Linked DNA regions of Mus musculus: region 2 is linked to region 1. A link is a loop called in an ENCODE intact Hi-C map of the cell type or tissue named here. Cell type or tissue: left cerebral cortex. All regions are shown on one strand. Each heading gives the region's core, and the rest is flanking DNA. Links, peaks and the distances in the headings are about the cores only.

The links. Peaks named below come from ENCODE experiments on the same cell type or tissue, not always from the same donor. Only the 100,000 strongest peaks of a DNase experiment are listed, where the experiment ranks them.
Region 2: a loop joins it to region 1, with 4 times the contacts of the local background. A loop is called at or near these places in 8 of 42 quality-filtered maps.

The regions. Positions count from the first base shown.
Region 1 is chr10:44,430,527-44,440,115 of GRCm38, reverse strand. It overlaps Prdm1 (PR domain containing 1, with ZNF domain), which reads left to right. Exons shown (of 7, transcript NM_007548.4): 7 at 1-2,942. The coding sequence ends at 449. Among named protein-coding and RNA genes, the nearest start is that of Gm35028, 7.3 kb to the right of the region's middle. In left cerebral cortex, for the core only: no CTCF peak of the experiment used is centred there; a DNase peak (open chromatin) is centred at 5,221.
Region 2 is chr10:44,373,655-44,383,243 of GRCm38, reverse strand. No RefSeq gene overlaps it. Among named protein-coding and RNA genes, the nearest start is that of Mir1929, 19 kb to the right of the region's middle. In left cerebral cortex, for the core only: no CTCF peak of the experiment used is centred there; DNase peaks (open chromatin) are centred at 1,782, 2,515 and 5,196; H3K27ac peaks cover 538 bases.

The DNA.
Region 1 (9,589 bases), core at 1,032-9,031:
ACAAGCGACTGCATACCCGGGAGCGGCCTCACAAGTGTGCCCAGTGTCACAAGAGCTACATCCATCTCTGCAGCCTCAAGGTCCACCTGAAGGGCAACTGCCCTGCGGGCCCAGCTGCTGGGCTGCCTTTGGAGGATCTGACCCGAATCAATGAAGAAATTGAGAGGTTCGACATCAGCGACAATGCAGACCGTCTTGAGGACATGGAGGACAGTGTCGATGTGACCTCCATGGTGGAGAAGGAGATTCTAGCTGTGGTCAGAAAAGAGAAAGAAGAAACCAGTCTGAAAGTGTCTTTGCAAAGAAACATGGGGAACGGCCTCCTCTCCTCAGGGTGCAGCCTCTATGAGTCATCGGACCTGTCCCTCATGAAGTTGCCTCACAGCAACCCACTACCTCTGGTGCCTGTAAAGGTCAAACAAGAAACAGTTGAACCGATGGATCCTTAAGATTTTCAGAAAATAAGTGTTTCGTGTTGCTTCTTAGGGTATGGCTTGGTGAATCAGGGTGCCTTTAGCAAATTGCTTGTACATGACTCCAGATCTGCAAAGCTCCGCTGGCACCGGGTGCTTCCCTGCACCTCTCTGGAATTAAAGAAGGACTCCAATGTTACCAAAATCTCAGGGCATAAATGAGGCAAAGACTCACTATATATACATATATACATATATACATATTATAAATATATATATACTTATTTACAGCCATGTCTATATATTTGAACCTGTGTATTTTGAATATTTGTGTGGATATGTTTGCATAGCGCCTTCCTATTACTAAAACTATTGCCTAGCCATAATTATTTTTTCAATGATAATTCTTCATAATTTATTATACAGTTTATCTTTCAAAAAGCAATAATTAAAGAAGTTTACAATGACTGGAAAGATTCTTTGTAATTTGAGTATAAATGTTGTATCTTTGTCCTGTGGCCATTCTTTGTAGATAATTTCTGCACATCTGTTTAAATGCCTGAGACTTAGAAGATAGCTCTGTGATTTCAGGCAACCTTTCTCTATGATAATGCTTTAAAATGAGGTTTTGATATTGCCAAAGTCATGTGGTTGGTGTGTTAACTCAGAAGATCACACAATCTGAGTGACATTCTCTAAGTTGGGGATACATGTGCAGAATTGCTCAGCAATAATTTGAGGGGAAGGAAGAAGAAAAATATTTTATGTTTCAGAATGATGGTTTGGTTTTCCTCCTCCTAGTCACAATTTTACCAAACAGTGACAGGAAGGCTTTGCCAACCTGTCTCCCAATGTCACATGACCATTCTGAGTGGCCATATGACTTTGGCATCCCTGGGTGTTATCTGAAAATGTGAAGAAGATAAAAAAGCCGTGTTCAGAAGATCTGTCGTAAAGCACAGATGTTGTGTGTGTGTGTGTGTGGGTTGGGGGGTTTGAGTCTGGCTGTCATTTTGCTGTTGGCTTGTTTTTGTTTTTTTAATATCAAAATTGCACAAAGCTGGTGCCCTACCAAGAAGGATTTGATATAGAAAGGCTCAGGCCACACTTAAAATACAAGCAAGCAAAGAGAACAGAAAAAAATAAAAGTAAAAACGGGTATTCTTATCATCTTAGGTTAAGCGGGTAATGAACATTCCTGTCCCCAACGCATCAACTGTATTGTATCTGTAAAACTCAGCTTTTCTCAGTATTTGTGTTTTTGCATTGTATAATTAACTTAATTAAAGATGAAAGGGCATTGCAAAAGTGTTCAACAATTACCTCATTGAGTGTATCCAGTAGGAGTGCAGGAATTAATGTCGTATCTCATGAGTTGCTACCCAGCTGAGCGTGTGTGCTTCCAAATGGTAGGCTGGGTGGTTCGGTCCTGTATTCTCCTAAGCCCAAAGGTTACCTGTTGGTGTTCAAGGTGTAATAAAGAATGCTGTATATTTATGAACCTATTTATACCAGTATACCATGTGTATATATGATATATTTATAACCACTTAAATTGTGAGCCAAGCCATGTAAAAGAACCTATTTTTCCTAAGAGCAAAAAGAATCTCTCTGAAGTTTTGCTTAAAACTCCATGACCTCGCTATGACTTTGGTGCTTGGGCACCACCCTGCCTACTACCAGAGAGCAGAGCACCTCAGTGCAGAGGTGAGGGTGTGTAGCATCTTGGGATGGATAGAAACACCACACCATCCAGTCGCATTTGATGGCCTTGCTACATGTGTGTCAGTTGGGTCACAGAATAAAAATCATTTTTCTATTTCTGCTCTCCTCTTCCTCTTCCTCTTCTTCTTCCTCTTTCTCTCCCTCCTCTAGAACCCTGACTCATGCTCACTGCTCAGTCTGATGCTTACCTTAGAGTTTTGTATATATAGATCAACTTACAAAGAGGGAAAACTTCAGATCCTCTGGGGGAAACCCAAGAGCCTTACTGACCTGTTGCTGTGACTAGCTAGATGGGTTTCTCTTTACCTTCCAAGGATCAAAACCAGAGATTCCACACATGCTAGCAAGCAAGCAAGCTGTCACTGGGCTGCAGCCCCAACAAGACTGACATTTCTGGATGCATCTGTATTTGAGAAAAATACTCACTTAATTGTAGGTTAACCAAAGCATGACCTGACATTGACACCAAATACAAATACGATTTCTTTGCAGTGAACTTGGGTTGTTTTCCTCCTGTGCTTTTCTTGTGTTGGGAGGATTTTTACAAGGACAATTGCTTTTCTTGCCATCTGTCTTCCTCTTAGGCCTCTTACATGAGAGTGTTGAGCCCACAATGAACAGTGGTTGGTTGGTTGGTTGGTTGGTTTGTTTGTTTGTTTTTTCCTCAGAGTTAAAACTGACCAAAGTTATTGGCTTTTTACTTTGCTAGAACAACAAACTATCTTATGTTTACGTACTGGTTTACATTGTTATTTATGTGCAAATTGTCAAAATGTAAATTAAAATATAAATGTTCATGCTTTACCAATGCTTGTCTAGTGTCTTGAAAGATGTTCCTGTGTTATTGACTACCACAGGGTCACTGAGCCACGTCGCCAAGAATTTTCAGTTTGTCTCTCTCTGCCCCGCCCCCTTTTTCCAGCAATATGACGTGATGCCCAATATCTCCCCTTTCTGTGGGCTGTCCTAGGAAGCGAGTGAGCATCACTGACCTGAACTATCTCATGCTCCCATTCAACTACTAACCAGGCCAGACGCTGCTTAGTTTCCAAGACCAAGTGTGTTCAGGGCGCTGTGCCATCACTCTCAATAGTGTGCAGTTTTCCCTTCCTTATGAGTTATGGATGTGTATCAGTATACCTGAGGTCATAGTGAGGAACTAAGGAAGACTAGTGTCTATTTCAGAAATGTCACATATGTACTCACAGCCTGCAGGTGGGTGAGGGCTTCTGGGAAGCTGGGGTCAGAAACCTTTCTTGCTGTTGACATTAGTATTGTTTCTGTGGTTTGAAGCTAACCCAAAATGTGCCACAAAAAATGCCCTATGTTCCTCCACCACCACTCCAAACTTGGGACTCTCATTGGCAACTCGGGTACTTGATGTGAATTTCCAAAAGGCTGACTAACCCCAAACTAGTGTGAAGATCAGGGTTCCTGGTGGCATGGCTCGGAGCCTGGTGGATCCTATGGTGAGACTGAGACTCCTTTCTTCTTCATGGATGTTTCAGAACCTAACCTGTCCCCAGAGAGAGACAGCACAAGTCAAATTGATTCCCTTTGGAAGATAAAAATAGGAGATGGGTCTTAAAACGTGACTGCTCTCTCGAGAAGGTTCTGGAACCCCCTTTCTGATGCTTTTCGTGGCTCCCATTTCACCATGGCCAACTTGATGAGTCCACGCTGTATGTTGAGAAAACAATACTCCTTATACTTCGGCCCTCCAGACTCTCTTGTGTTTTCTTTTGCTTTCAGGGTTTCATCCTAATTCACTTAAACATCTTGAAATGCTGCCAACATATAACTGTGCAGTTAAGAAAAGCAGAACCCTATTATCCTAATGTGCCAAGTGGTGCTGATTAGATGCCCGAGTTCTACAGAACCATTGTGGTAATATATATATTTAAAACCTCCTTAATATCTAGGGTGTAACAATTGCTAACATAAATCATCATTCTTTGGTAGATGAGGTCTTGTTTTCTTTAGAGTTGCCCATCTCAGGAACAACTATGCATAGAGTTGAGTGGGACAGTAACACCCACCAGGAGCCTAAGCGCCTCTGCCAGAGTTTGGACTGTTAGATTTACATAGTCCTCAGTGGGCAAAGCAAGTCTCAAGAAGTCACTAATTCTTTTTTAAATTTCCTTAATTACATAAAAGCTATACAGAAATATTCCCTATCATATTACAATATAGAGACTATACGTGGTGCATCATAGAAGTTTATGAGCACAATTCTTGATGGCCTTTCATTGGGGGAAATGAAATAATTTTGTTCTCATAAACTGATGTAAATGATGTTATTCTCTCTCTCTCTCTCTCTCTCTCTCTCTCTCTGTGTGTGTGTGTGTGTGTGTGTGTGTGTGTGTGTGTGTACCAAGTGTGGTAGCACATACTTTTAAGCAGAGGCAGGCATATCTCTTTTAGTTCAGGGCCATCCTGCTCTACATAAGGAATTCCAAGCAAATCAGGGTTATATAGTGAGAGCCTGTCTCCCCCTTTCCCCCCAAAAGGAAAAAGAATAAAAAAAAAAAAAGATAATGAGAAAGGGCCAGGTCAGAGGGAGGAAAAACAATAGGATGCACATGGAGAAGGCTTTCTAACAAAACCAGGCCTCCAGGGAGGTTGTCCAGAGAGGAGGGCAGAGGGGCAGCTAAAAGATGCTCAATGAGAGGAAGGTTTCAAGGCGCTCCATGAGCCAGTCCGCAAAGGTGGAGCACTTTTCCCATAATACATTGATTTCATTGCCTTCAGCTAGACCATTCTTGGAATTAGCTACCTCTTAAAATCCACTTCCAGCTGTGTGATGATCCTGAGTTTCTGAGACCATGGAGAAGCCTCCCACCACATCCCTTTTCAAGACCTCAAAGACCCCAAAGTCCAAGTGTTCAAAGTAGTGCTGACAGCTTAAATAAGCGAGAAGTGATTTTAATTTCAATACAGCCCTAATCGGTGTGATTCAGACGAAAACTGCAGCAAGATTCCAGAAGGTTATTTTTAACCAGATTTATGCAAATCTTCTCTGCTGTGGCCCAGCTTCTCAGAATACTATAAACTTAACGAACCTTCTCCTAGTTGGCTCCTTCCAGGCTTGCCAAGTGCTGAGTCAGGATTGGCCCTGTACACATTTCCCTCTCTCTGTGTTTAAGATAGAAGGTGTTATTCAGCACAAGTGTGACATAGTCATCTTTGAGTTTTTCCTCTGCCCTATCGAGAAAGAAAGAGGAAGTGGCAGATAAGCACCATCGGGTAATTTTGGTAAGAGATTCTTCAGTGTGCTTACAAAATGTGTTTTCGTGAAATGATAGGAAAACGCCCCATCTTTGGGCATCAGGAAAACTCACCTGTGGACAAAGGAAACCAGCTGCTCTCCACTATGGGTGGGGAACAAATAAGATCACAGCAGAAGAGTTTAAACCAGTGACCCCATCCTGGAGGTCGCGCATCAGATACATTACAACTCATAACAACAAAATTAGAGCTATGAAGTAGCAACAAAATAATTGTATGGTTGGGGGTCACTACAACATGAGGAACTTCATTAAAATGTTGCAGCATTAGGAAGGCTGAGAACCATTGATTTAGACTGAGACTAACTATCTCTGAGGTTTATAAGACACTGGGGTTCTCCTCAGGCAGGGACAGAGTTTTCCGACTTGTAGGAATTAAGGAAGAGTCACCCCACTTAAAAACACAAGCTCATCCCAAGATATCCCAGCAAGCCCCTCTATGCCAACAGTCCAAGCATCTGTCAATTTTATGTGCAGCCGAGGACCTAAACCAAGACATGTTCAAGACTTTGGTGGAGAACTTTAGTTTCCTTAACCTCCTGAGACTCTTTAGAAACAAAGTATGTATGACCTAACAAACTAGAAAAGCCTGCCTAACTCTGAGGAAGAGTCCATGATTCTGTGGAAAGGAAGAAAGAAAGAAAGAAAGAAAGAAAGAAAGAAAGAAAGAAAGAAAGAAAGAAAGAAAGAAAGAAAGAAAGAGAGAGGGGGGAAGGAGGGAGGCAGGGAGGGAGGGAGGAGAAGAAAGGAAGGAAGGAAGGAAGGAAGGAAGGAAGGAAGGAAGGAAGGAAGGAAGGAAGGAAGGAAGGAAGGAAGAGAAGGAAACAAACAAAGAAATGAAGAAACAAAGAAAGGAAGAAAGGAAGAAAGGAAGAAACAAAGAGTGTCCCACCTTGCAGTTCCCAGGAATCATGAACAGCAATGAAACAAAGAGTTCCCCTGGCCCTGTTAGAGAACCCCCAACCAGTGCAGGAGGTACTCAGGAAGAAGGGTGGCCTCTGCCCTCCCCTCTCCCATCAGTATCAGCACAGTGACCCTGAGTTCAAGTTCCCACCCATACAGGTTAAGGAAGTATGGAACATCAGCAACTTCTATGTAAACCTTTGTCATCCAGTAACACATAACCTACTATCAATAACCTAACCTGAAGATTAATAGCAAGGTCACCTAACTTTCTTCCACATGTCTCGGGCCCATAGTCTAGGAATACATTCAAGGAAGAAACTGAATGTAAGTCCCTACTCACAGGGGACACACTGTGTACTCATAATAAAGAGCACTAGTCTTAGGTCTGCCCATCACTCCCCCCATTCACCCTGATTTTCCGACCCTTAGAATGAGGAGCCACTCCTGGATTGTTTCTGGCAATCTTGGAAGTAACATACCTTTGCTATGCTAAGACTCCATGATTTCCTGTTGTCCTTGGAAACCAGGTTGCTGCATAAGTGCCTAGAGATCAGAGAGTAGAGGGAACCCAGAATGGGGGGGCAAATTAGTGTGGAACCAGCCATTGTGTCTTCTTTGGCCAAGGACAGTGAGCTTGCAGGTCCTGCTGACTTGTGAGAACTATGTGCTTTAATACACTCACCTGAAAGAAACCTACATTTCTTAAAAAATAGGAATAGTGAGTATGCTTAAGTTAAATTCTTGCTGGACTCCAAAACCAGAATCCTGTAATTGCTCTTGTTTTTCCTTTTTCTTCTTTGTCCTTTCCCTCCTTCTTTTGTGCTTTGCTGTTGCTGTTGCTTTTTTGTTTGTTTTTGTTTAAGCAAAATCATATTTACAAGACAAGTAAAAAAAGATTTTAAGTTTATTGTCACAAAAAGGAGCAAGGTACAGAAACACTGGCAACTGAGGAAGCCCTGAGAACACAGTAAGGAGACCCCTAAGGGGACAGTGAAAGGGACCTTTTCAGTTAGTGAGGCCACTGAGGCCTCTATACCACTTTAACGGTTTAAAGTTTTAAAAGGGGGAATAAGGACAAATTGAGCTTAGAGAGGGAGAGGAGGAGGAGCAGGAGAAGAGGAGAAGGAAGAAGAGGAGGAGGAGGGGGGGAGAAGTGGGGGAGGGGGAGGAGGAGGAGGAGGAGGGAAAGGTTAAAGCCAAGACAGAAACTGTGAGTAGATAGATGTGAAAGGGGCTGAAAACGAGTGAAAAGTGAAAAATTGCCTTATGAATAAACCGTTGAAAGACGGTGACTGAAAAAGCAAGCGTGCTTCCAGTAATTTCTGAATCACGAGCTGTAGCAGAGAGGCTGGCCTGAGCAGCCCGACCCCCTAACCTCCACTGCTGCACTGGGCTCGGCGGGCCTGTGGGCGGACAGTTTTCTACTTGACTGTTCAGTTTCGTTGTGATTGCCTCCAGCACAGATGATGTGGGCCATTTTACCACCCTGATCACCAAAAAACATGCCTGGTCATCTCTCCAACCTGCTGGCACGACAGGTAGGTGATAGTCCAGCGGCACCCGATGGGACGAGCCAAGGGACGAGGGCAGAGCCATAAAGAAGACACAAAGGAGTTCAGGAGACCCAAAGCCATGGCCTGTCCCTGTCTTGCCGGAAGTGACATGGCTTCGTGTCCAGTGTTCCTTTTCATTCCTGGTGGTATGTTCCCTGGTGAAGCCAGGTTGGCCTGGCCTCAAGTCCTGTCTGTGTTGACAGCCACCACATGACCTTTCCCTGAACACCTTTGGGCTCAGGTGTAGCAAGGAAGATGCCAATCATAGCAGGCTTCCCTCCTCCACCCCTTTGCATAGTTGGGGAAGTAAGTACGGGAGCACCAGGAAGTAGACCGGTTCTACCAGTGTGAGTCTGCCCTCCTGTGAGCCTGCATGACTAGGGATGTTAAAGGAGGCACTCAAGTACACACCAGCCAGGCCTGGTGTGGTGGAAAATGGCCAGACGACACAGCCAGTTCCCCACTGTGGGGCTGTCCCCACACTTACATTTCTAAATGTAGTCCACACTCAGTAATGCATACATCGAAGAGGTGGGAAGCAGGTGGCCACCTATCCCAAGCTTAGTTGTAGGGATGTGTTTTCTGTCCAGTGACTGGTGGGCATCCTCCCTCCATGAGCACACCCTTAGGACAGGCTGAAGGAAGCAGGTGCCTCTCTAGTGACCTAGGGACGAGGGAAACTAGGCCAAGGGGACATTTGACCTAGATGACCCAAGGAACTACTAACCAATGCGTGCAGCAGGGTGGATAACCAAAACATGAGTCGGCTCCTAATGCACTTGTCTCATTAATAACCACCCTGTGAATGTAGTCCTGTCCACAGGCCAAAGAGGCAGAGGCTTTCCTAAAACCTCCCCAGGGACCTTGGCATTTTTTGGATTGTAGAGGTCCTTTGCTTTGGCTAGTGGGGGGCTTTAAGACAGTGTCCTTTCCTCCCAGGGGTTTCCCATGAAGGAGGTGACGACGGTGTTGGACTTGGAGTATCTCCAGCCCAGAGATTCGGAGACGGTCAAGGGAGATGCCCAAGATGTTTAACAACTTCATGCCGGAACTGGAAACTGATTCTGCTCCCGATGTTAGCAGATTAGACACTGCTCTTATTGCCAGCTGGGCAGAACCCCAAGGAGCTGCTGCTATTGTTCATACTTTTGGGCACGTTTGCCAAACGTGAGCACCTTACAGCACAAAACTTAGCTCTGTTGTTGTTGTTGTTGTTGTTGTGAGAACTGAGCCAGGGTCCTTGTGCTCAGTAGGTGAGTGCTCTGCCACTGAGCTGTATCCCAAGCCAAATGGCCTGAACTCTTAACCAGTCATTAAATCATGTTAGGAAGAAACAGACAGAGAGTCCTGGAGAAGCACGGCCTGCCACAGTCTGCTGTGGTTCTGAACCACCTTTCACTCACTCTATGGATGGCGGGTCCTCTGTGAGGTACCACAGGGAGATTGTATTTTTGCTGCTTTTGCACACAGGCAGGCGTCACATCAACTGCTTCAGAGAAGAAAGTGGAGTATCAAGTTAACCCGTCCCTCAGAGGATAATGCCTCAGATACTGAGTAGTAGACATGGTGTGCATATTTGCTGTTTAGAAAAAAAGAGGGGGCAGGGTGTTTATAGATCCTTCCACTTTTGATCATGGAACCTGGATGCTCTCCACAGCAGAGGGAAGACATGTGATTGAATGCATTTCTATTTCAGGTGCACAGA
Region 2 (9,589 bases), core at 538-8,537, 56 kb after region 1:
GAAGGAAGACACATTGGGTCGATTATCCCATCCTGGCCAGAAGCAGAAGTTCTACCAAGCATTTCAGTCATACAATCGAATTTAAAAAACCTGACACTGCGTGTGTATGACGTTTACACTCATACCGCATATGAGCATAGTAAGTATTAGTCAGTTACTGCTAGTCCTGCCTCTACTATTACATCTCAATTTCTCCTTTTTTTTTCAGATTAATATGTATGTATGTGTATATATATGGAGGTTAAAGGATTTTTCCCCCTTACATTTCCATGTGTATCGATAGGTCTAGGGCAAAGCCCTTAGGAAGTTCAGCTTTGAAACTTTCAAAACCAGTTAAAAGGACCCTAAGGTGAGTACTCAGCCTGGGCAGCATTACACATTTAGTTCTGATATAAGGCAGCCTGGAGTGGTAGACTGCTGCCCTTTAGTGAATACGGATGAAAGCTACGGTTTTATAGAACTAGTTCCCCTCCGCTTCCTCCTCCCTTCCTTCCTTTTCCTTTTCCTTTTTCTTTTCTTTTTCTTTTTTTTTTCTTTCTTTTTTTTTTTTTTTTTTTTTTTTTTTTTTGAGTCAGGGTTTCTCTGTGCAGCTCTGGCTATTCTGAAATTTACAGAGATTCCCCTGCCTCTACCTCCCGAGTGCTGGGATTAAGGGCATGTGCCACCGTTACCCGGATTTATTTTCTTCTTTCTCTCTTTCTCTCTTTCTCTTTCTCTCTTTCTTTCTCTTTCTCTCTCTCTCTCTCTCTTTCCTTCTTTCTTTCTTTCTTTCTTTCTTTCTTTCAATTTTATGTGCATTGGTGTTTTGCCTACATTATGTATTTGGAAGGGTGTTTGATCTCCTGGACCTGGAGTTATAAACAGTTGTGAGCTGCCATGTGGGCACTGAGAATTGAACCTGGGTCTTCTGGAGTTGCTCCCAGTGTTCTTAACTGCTGAGCCACCTCTTCAGCCCCTAGAAATAGTTCTTTTCAAATTGTGTTTTGAAACTGCATTCCTATGTAGGAAGATCTCTGCTGTATTTTCCCTTTTCTTCAGACCATCTTTGCATAGTCCATAAACATCAATACTTTCTCAGTACCCGAACTGGGCCTCTGAGGCCACTTCGAGGTCTTTACGGACCAGCAGCCTCATGCTTTGTGGCTGCTCTCTTGCAGGTGTCGTGGGAGGGTGCGCCCATGGGAGGTGGCTTCGTTTCGCTTACCACTGTCACAGAATACCAGAACCGGTCGGTACCGGATAGTGAACCGACTATGTCTCTGCTCAGGGTTCTAGGCAAGTTCGAGACTGAGGGGTGGCAGCTGCCGAGGGCCTTTGTGTCCAGCATCCTACAGCAGAACAGAGAGGAACGTGGCTGGAGGCCCCTTTTTTGAGCATCCGTTCTGTTCTAAACAGCTTAATCACCTTTAACTGGGCCCCAGCGCCGGACCGGCCCTGCTGTGTTGGGAGTGAAGCTTCTCCACTCAGTGGAACCATGACTGTGAATTTTAACCACTTGCACCTGAAAAAAAAAAAAAAAAAAAAAAAAAAGGAAGAGGATGCTGGATTAGGTGCAGTTCCTTTCTGGGACTTGGAACGTTGCCAGGAGCCTTGGCTCACTTTCCTGTCAGCCAGCCTCTCTGGCTCTGCAGACAGGCCAGGGCAGGAGATGCCTGTAGAGACCTGTAGGCAGACAGCTCAATGCAAAGATCACTTTCACTGTGTTGGCTGGGTGCTGGCTGCAAGCAGAGCCCCGGGCTGCTGCCAAGGGTTAAGGTAGCAAACCAGCAGTAAACGGAGTGCTTGGCAGAAGCCCAGCCTCTGAGACAGAGACAGGCTTAATTTCCATCCTTGGTCACAGTTGCAAAGGGACATTGCCACTCAGATCAACAAATCTGGTTTGCATGTGAGACATACAAACCATTCTTTGCATTGTGAAACAGAGTCTAAGAAGGTCCTATTCCCGGAAACCTCGAGGTGCCTCCCCTCCCAACTCTTAACATCCAGGTTACTCTAGCTGCTCTGAGTGAACCCTGACCTTTGAAAGGGGGGTATAATGCCTCCGAGAAACCCCAGGCCTGACTTCAAGCAGATCTTTATATAAGAACTGATTGCACAAGCCTGCATGTGTGGGGCTGAGGGAAGAAAAAGGGAAGAGTGCTTTCTGTGTATGACTGAGACCCTGCTATTCGTTTGACTTGGATGTTTCAGCTGAGCTCTGTCGATTATGAAGATAGTCATATATGTCAGTACTAGAAACCTCCGCTCGCAGTTGTACGAGCAGCTGCCCCATCCTCCCGCTCTAGCCTTGCCCTCCTCTGCAGTGAGCAGGAAGCAGAGACTCAGAGAGAGTTGGGCCTTGGCAGCTGGGAAGTGGTGGGGCATCAATTCTGCCCTCATAGCGAAGGGCAAGAGTGCTGGTCACATGGAATCCGGAGATGGCTGTGTAATGTGGGAGACGCTGAGTTCCATGTTCCCACACTGTAAGTCATGATGACACTGTTAAAAATGACGGGTGGGCGGCGGAAAGTGAAAGAAAAAGAACAAGAGGGAACAGAAACCGACCAGACGCACAGAGGATCAGGCGAGTGTAAGGAGGAAGGCACGAAGACAGGCTGGGGGAGGGGTAGCCTGGAAGTCAGTCAGGGAAAGGGGAAGGCAGGCAAAGGAGACTGGGTAGGAGGAAGAAACCAGACAAAGAGGATTGCGATGAGGTAGACACAGAGACAAGACCTTCTCCTTGAAAAAAAAAAATGTCCTTTTCCAGCCGAGGGTGGAGGCCAACCACGCCCCAACCCCTGCCTGACACGTCACTTTCAGACCCCGGCTGCAGGGCCAGCCGGAGAAGTCCCTCACCTTAAATCTGTCTCTGCTTGTTGAAGAAGGCCCGAATTGAGATGGAAGGAGTTTGTGAGACTTTCTGGAAATAACAGAGGAGAAAAGTAGAGAGCCATGTGCTTGGCAGAACCCTCTCGAGAGTCCTCAGACAGGCTGCGCCCGTTCTGCCCTTCACCTCAGGAGTGGTACCAAGCTCTCTGGCTTTGGTCTCCAGAAATCTGCAATCTGGGAGGGATCAAAGGTCCATATGGAGAGCGCTGAACAGCCACGCTGTTGCGCAGACAGTGAACACAGGCAGAAAATACCAATGGAAGATGAATGAGAGAAAAAGATGAATGAGATGAACGAGACCTTTAAAAAGATGAATGACCTTTTAAATGGACAATGGCTTTCTTGACAATGTCACAGAATTTTCTTAACTGTGGGGGAATTAGGGTAAACAATTTGGTCAACTATGGAAACATGGACAACTGGACCAAGAAGGTCCAGTGTGTGGGCTTGAGAACAGCATAGCAGAGCCAAAGCAGAGAATCCCATCACTAAAGCCAATCTCCAGGTGAGCTGGCTCAACAGAAGTATGGCATTGACCTTTAAAAAGTTTTTAAAATTAGCACTCCCCAGAAGTTATACTTATCATTAAAAAGCAACAAACATTGCCTAGACAACTCTGGCACAGGCCAGCTTGCAAGAGGGCCAGGCTTAGCCTCATCTGTCAGGTCGGACAGACACAGACTTCAGAGGACAGCTTGAGATCAAAGGTTGCAGGAAAAACTGAAGATGATGGAGGGTAGGCAGACACTGAAGGAGACTGAGGTGGTGGTGGTGGTGGTGTGTGTGTGTGTGTGTGTGTGTGTGTGTGTGTGTTTGTGAGAGTGTTTGTGTGTCTCTGTGTGAGTATGTCTGTTTGAGTGTATCTCTATGTGTGTGTGTGTGTCAGTGTGTATGTGTGTCAGTATCTGTGTATCAGTGTGCATGTATGTGAATGTGTGTTAGTGTGTCTGTGTGTGTCACTGTGTATATCTGTGTGAGTGTGTGAGAGTGTATCTGTGTGTATGTGTGTGTTTGTGTGTATCTGTGTCTGTGTGTGTCAGTGTATTTTGGGAGTGAGGTGAGGATATTCAACATGTAGTTGACAAGAACATGAAGCAAGGACAATGACAACCAAACGTTATGGATTTGTTTGGTTTTTCAAGACAGGGTCTCATGTATGCCAAGTTGGCCTTAAACTTGGCCTCGGCTACAGAGCCTCCCAAAACGGGATCACAGGTAGAAGAAGCCATAGCACCTTGTTTTATGTGGTGCTGGGAATGGAACCCAGAGCTTTATGAATGCCAAGCAAGCACATACCAACTGAGTTACATCCTCTGCCTAGAACAACCAGCATTTATGGGGTACAAACTGCCAGGTGCTTTCTCAAGCATTTTGTATGTTACTTGTTCACATAAACTCTTCTATTGTCCTATGAGGCATTTCCTGTTAACTGTATTTTATACACAAGGGAACCTGACTATTCCATGGGAGTTAGCTCAGTGTTCTATGTTCTGTAATTCTTAAATCTGAAGACATATAAGAATCAATGTTTATGTTTATGGGTTGGTTTATGTTGTTGTTTGTTTTTGGTTTTCTTTGGGGATTTTAATTTTTAATTAAAATTATATAATTAATTAATTTAGAGGATCCATGTCCCGGAGGCTGGTCTCAAACTCAGTCTGTAGCTAAGGATGGCCTTTCAACACCAGGATTACAGGCTTGAACCACCATGCCTGGTTTAGTCAATGCTGGGGACAAACCCCAGGCCTGTCACGTGCTGGGTGAGCACTTTGCTAATTTACCTACCGCCTTAGCCCACTGCTGTTCCTTTATTTGTAAACACTCACTTTTATATCTGATTCTAGACACACTGTCAAAGATTAGGTTTCTGTGAGGAGAGTATGACTTCACTATGAGGAGTTTAGCATTATAATTAACACGATGATTTCCCCCAAGAGAACTAAAAACTCTAGTTCAGCGTTATGAGACCTTCATATTAAAAGAGGCCCATCAAACGAAGAACCTCCTGGGTTCATAATGGGCAACAAGGGTCTCTCTCTGATACTCCGTTCCAAACTGTAAAATGCCTGGGAAGATGCAAAGCTCCTTTTCAAGAAGAAGGAGGAGGAGGAGGAGGAGTAAGGAGAAGAGGAGGAGGAGGGGGAGGAGAGGGAGAGGAGGAAGAGGAGAAAAATAAAGGTGCCCCTAGCCCTGGAAAGAGCAGCCAGGTTCTTGTCCTCAAGGTAGCCTCTCTCACAAGAACCGAAGCTGAGGCTCGGGCTCTGGCAGAGCCCGGCTGGGAGTCTGGGAGGCAGCAGATGGAGAGAGATAGCAATACATCTGTTTTCACAGGAGCCTGTTGTTCTCTGTACTAACTGCTATAAAAACAACACGAAACCAGCCACACTTCAGTTTTGGTTCTAGTGACTAAATCAAGGAATGGCTCGATGGTTGCTGTGTCATTAGAAATGAAACCAGTTCTTAAACAAGAGAACAGGGTCAACACTTTAATAACCCAGCCAGTTCATAGAAAAATCAAAGCTGAAACTCTGACACCCCAGCCCTGAACACCTGCTGCCTAAGGTTGGTTCTGAACCAATGAGCCCTCTTCCTTGCAATGAAGGCACCACATGGGCCCCAACTTGCCTGACACGGAGAGAGCCGGCTTCCTTATGTGCACAGTGCCATTGGGTGGAAATGAGCCTCATACCCAACAAAAATACTTCATATCTGACTTTTATTTTTTCAAATATATAATCCTATTCGCCCCTCTAAGTACTTTTTTTTTTTTTTTTTTTGGTTTGTAGACAGTCTCACAATAAATACAGCTCTGGCTGGTCTAGAACTCCCTATGTAGACCAGGCTGGCCTTGAAACTCAAGAGATCTGCCTGCCTCTGCCACCTAAGTGCTGGATCAAACATATATTTTGATGTATGAATTTGATCTTTACTAAGGTTGCCATTTACATTTTTGGTTTTGGTTTGTTTTGCTTTGCAGATAAGTACTCGCTGTGTACCCTAGGCTAGTTTGGAGTTCATGGCAGTCTTCCTGCCTCAGTCTTCCAAGTGTTAAAACTACAGGCATGAGTCTCCGAGTCTAGCCATCGTTTACATTTTTTTCAGATGAAGAAAGTGGAACTTGCAGAGGTGACTTAGCCAGAAACAGGTAGAGCTGGGGCTCTGAACAGAAAGATTCTGATCTACTGTCAGGGATGGTGGCCATACCATGATCCCAGCAGCACCTGGGAGAGCCAGGAAGATCCTAAGGTAAAGGGTAGTCTAGTCTACATGTACCTGTTCCCCTTCCCCACAAAAAGAAACAAAGTCACGCTCACCTCTGTCTATACTGCCCCTGATCTAACTTGGCTTGCATACAGTAATGAAGGTGGTAGAGATGTGGGAACTCATAGGTTGCCTCCTCTGTACCCTCTTCTCCCTAATGTCACCAAAGAACCTTCTCCTCCCTTCCTCCCTTGGGAAACTGTTGATGATGCTCATCATAGAATGCTTCAGGATAGGTGATTGGCTCAGTTCTGACCAATGAGGTTTGAGAAAACATGTGCTGGCCTTTCTGCAAACAAGCATCTCTGGGTCTCAGTTGTATTGTTAGAGGAGATGATCTCTCGATCCTTGTTGGTCTAGCAGAGAATTCAAGGTCCACATTCCCTAAACTATTATTTGTGCCCAAAAAAAATGCCCCTGAGAACTAAGCTAGCATACAGGAGAGGCAGTGCTCAGGAATGAGACAGACATGGTGCCTAAGAACTAGGGCAATGTCAAGTTTTCAGAATACGAGTAAAAGCAACCCCTTAGTTTGCTTAGATAATTTGGAGTTTCTGTCGTACAAAAACTGATTACCAGTAAAAACACTGCCAGAGGCCAGTAACATCTGGCTGTTGCCTGGGTTTCCCAGTCAGGCCGAAACTAGTCCTTCAACACGTATCATTATTTTGGGGGCACACATATCCCTCTCCTGTTTCAGACCCCAGAGACTCCATCTTTCTATTCCTGAGATCTGGCTTTTTCAGTTCTCTGCCTCATCTCAGCCCAGCGCAGACAAAAGCAATGTTTTTCCAAAAGTCCCACCACGGTGACAGGTAAAGGCACTGTTCTCTGCAAGGAACACTCATAGCAGGGGATGGACAGACCCACACATGCTGGTCGCCAACAGTCACAAGATCAGCATCAAGGAAGGATGGTGCCAACTCAGTTCTTCACATACTATAAAGTCTGTAGAACAATTATTTCCTTACCAGATTCCAGACAGGGCCTCGAGTCCCAAGAGTTTAGGTCTCTTATTTGCCAGTAGAGGACTCTTCCAGTAATTTAGACATTTGATATCATAACTTATAAGTCATATAGGTTTAAAAATCTGTGAAGAGAGCTGCTTTTTTTTTTTTAAGATTTTACTCAATCTAAGTTTCTCTTGAAAATTCTGTTGTTTACATTTCTGGCCAATATAACTGACAAAGCACAGTTAAAAAAAAAACAAAAAACAAAAACCTTTCTCCTGTAGCTCAAAGGAGAGAAAGCATAAATGAATCTGACTGGTTATGTGTAAAGGAATCACTTCAATCCCTCCACACCTGGTCTATCAGCAAGACTTGCTGTTTCCAAGTATGACTTGGTTTCTTTCCTTTTCACTAGAGCTGTGTAATCTATTCACATGAAAATTATTGGGGTTAGAGGTTTAGCTCAGTAGTCAGAGTCTGCTTAACACACAAGGCTGGTCATGCGCCAGACATGTTCAAGTGGCTCAGAGATCAAGAATATGACCTGGTGACTCCTCACATGCCCATGATAAAAAGCCACTTACTCTGCCTTTTGCTCTGTTTTTCCTTTCTCACACAGTAACTGAAAAGACCTTTCTAAGACATCCATATTTCTCTGTCTAAGCCATCTAATCGGGGCAGGTGAAATGGCTCAGTGGGTGAAGGCACTTGAAGAAGTGCAGTGACCAGAATTTCATCCCTGGGATTTTCATGGTGAACCAACTGGCAATACCCATCATACACACAAACACACACACACACACACACACACACACACACACACACACACACACACACACACAGACAGACACACATTAAATGTAAGTTTAAGAAATAAACTGTCCCTGTCCCTTGCCAGCTACAATGCTCAGAGGGCAGGCCCTGTACCTTGCCTGGGCAGCACAGCAGAGCTGGCCCTTGGTGGCATGGACACAGATGAGTGGCTAGAGAGCAGGAGAGCTGGCCCTGTCCCTCTCTGGCTACAGCATTGGGTGAGCTAGCCAGGGCAGTGCTGGGAAGCTCACCTGGCAGTGGAAGCAGGAGAGTTGGTGTTGACCAAGTCAGCTATCACCCAGACCCAGACCCAGGTCTATGAATTGGCCACCTCAACATCTACCCCATCTATGAACTGCTGGAACACATGAAGGGGCCAGTCCTGCAGATCCAAAAGCTACAGGATCTCCATGACACAGGGCAACAACAGGATATCTGAAAGGAGACTTTTGTTTTATCTTATTTCGAGGGGGAGGATGCAAGGGCTGAGGGAAGATAACGAAGAGACAGGAAGATGAATGAGACTGGAGTGCATGATGTGAAATTCACAAGCCATCAAAAAAAGTTAAAAAAAAAGATATGTACTAAAATTGGCTAGGTATGGTGGTGCATGCCTCTAATCCTAGCACTCAGGAGGCAAAGAGTAGTGGATCTCTGTGAATTCAAGGCTAGTCAAGTCTACATGGTGAGTTTCAGGACAGCCAAACAGAAACACCCTGTCTTAAAACAACGATTAACAACAAATAAGCAAAACAAAACATAAAACAACAATAATAAAGATGGTCCAGTGGCTTTTCTTTATTTCTCAACTTAAATAACGGTGTGGCCTCTTGGGCCCTGTAGCTGCTGTCTCCCCCATCTTTGGCTTCTCCTTATCCATGTTCCTCAGAAGCACACTGGCTTTTTTTCAGAGTCTCAAACAAGCCTCTTCTTCTTTCAGAGCAGTCTGTCTAGTCTTACTGCTAACTCAATAGCAGCTTTCCATCTTGATTATTGTTTCTTAACCGTAATCTCTTTAGAACAAAATGAAACAACCATGAAATGTATCACCTGTGGTGGTTTGAATATGTTTGACCTAGGGTATGGCACTATTTGGAGGTGTGGCCTTGTTGGAGTAGGTGTGGCCTTGTTGGAATACGTGTGTCACCGTGGGTGTAGGCTTTAAGACCCTCAACCTAGCTGTCTGGAAGTCATTAATCTCCTAGTGGCCTTCAGATGAAGATGTAGAACTCTCAGCTCCTCCTGCGCCATGCCTGCCTGGATGCTGCCATGCTCCCTTGATGATAATGGACTGAACCTCTGAACCCGTAAGTCAGCCCCGATTAAATGTCATTCTTAGAAGAGTTGCCTTGGTCATGATATCTGTTCACAGCAGTAACTAAGACCCTGACTAAGACATCATCAGCTTTAACTAACACATCTACACATAGAGAGAATAAGACTTTTGTAAGGTAATACTTTGAATATTTTTATTCATTTTGAAAATGTACTTAAAGGGTAAAGAATGGTACAAATACAAACAGAATACCATTTATCTGCAAAGCAAAAATTTGCCAGAAAACGGATGGACTTAGGATGTGGTACTAAGTGATGTTACCCAGATGCAAAGCTTCTTCTTCATATGAAGTCTAGACTATAGTATAGACATGCTCTATGTAAAGAGATGGGTATGGAAGAAGGTTTAGAAAGGAGACTGA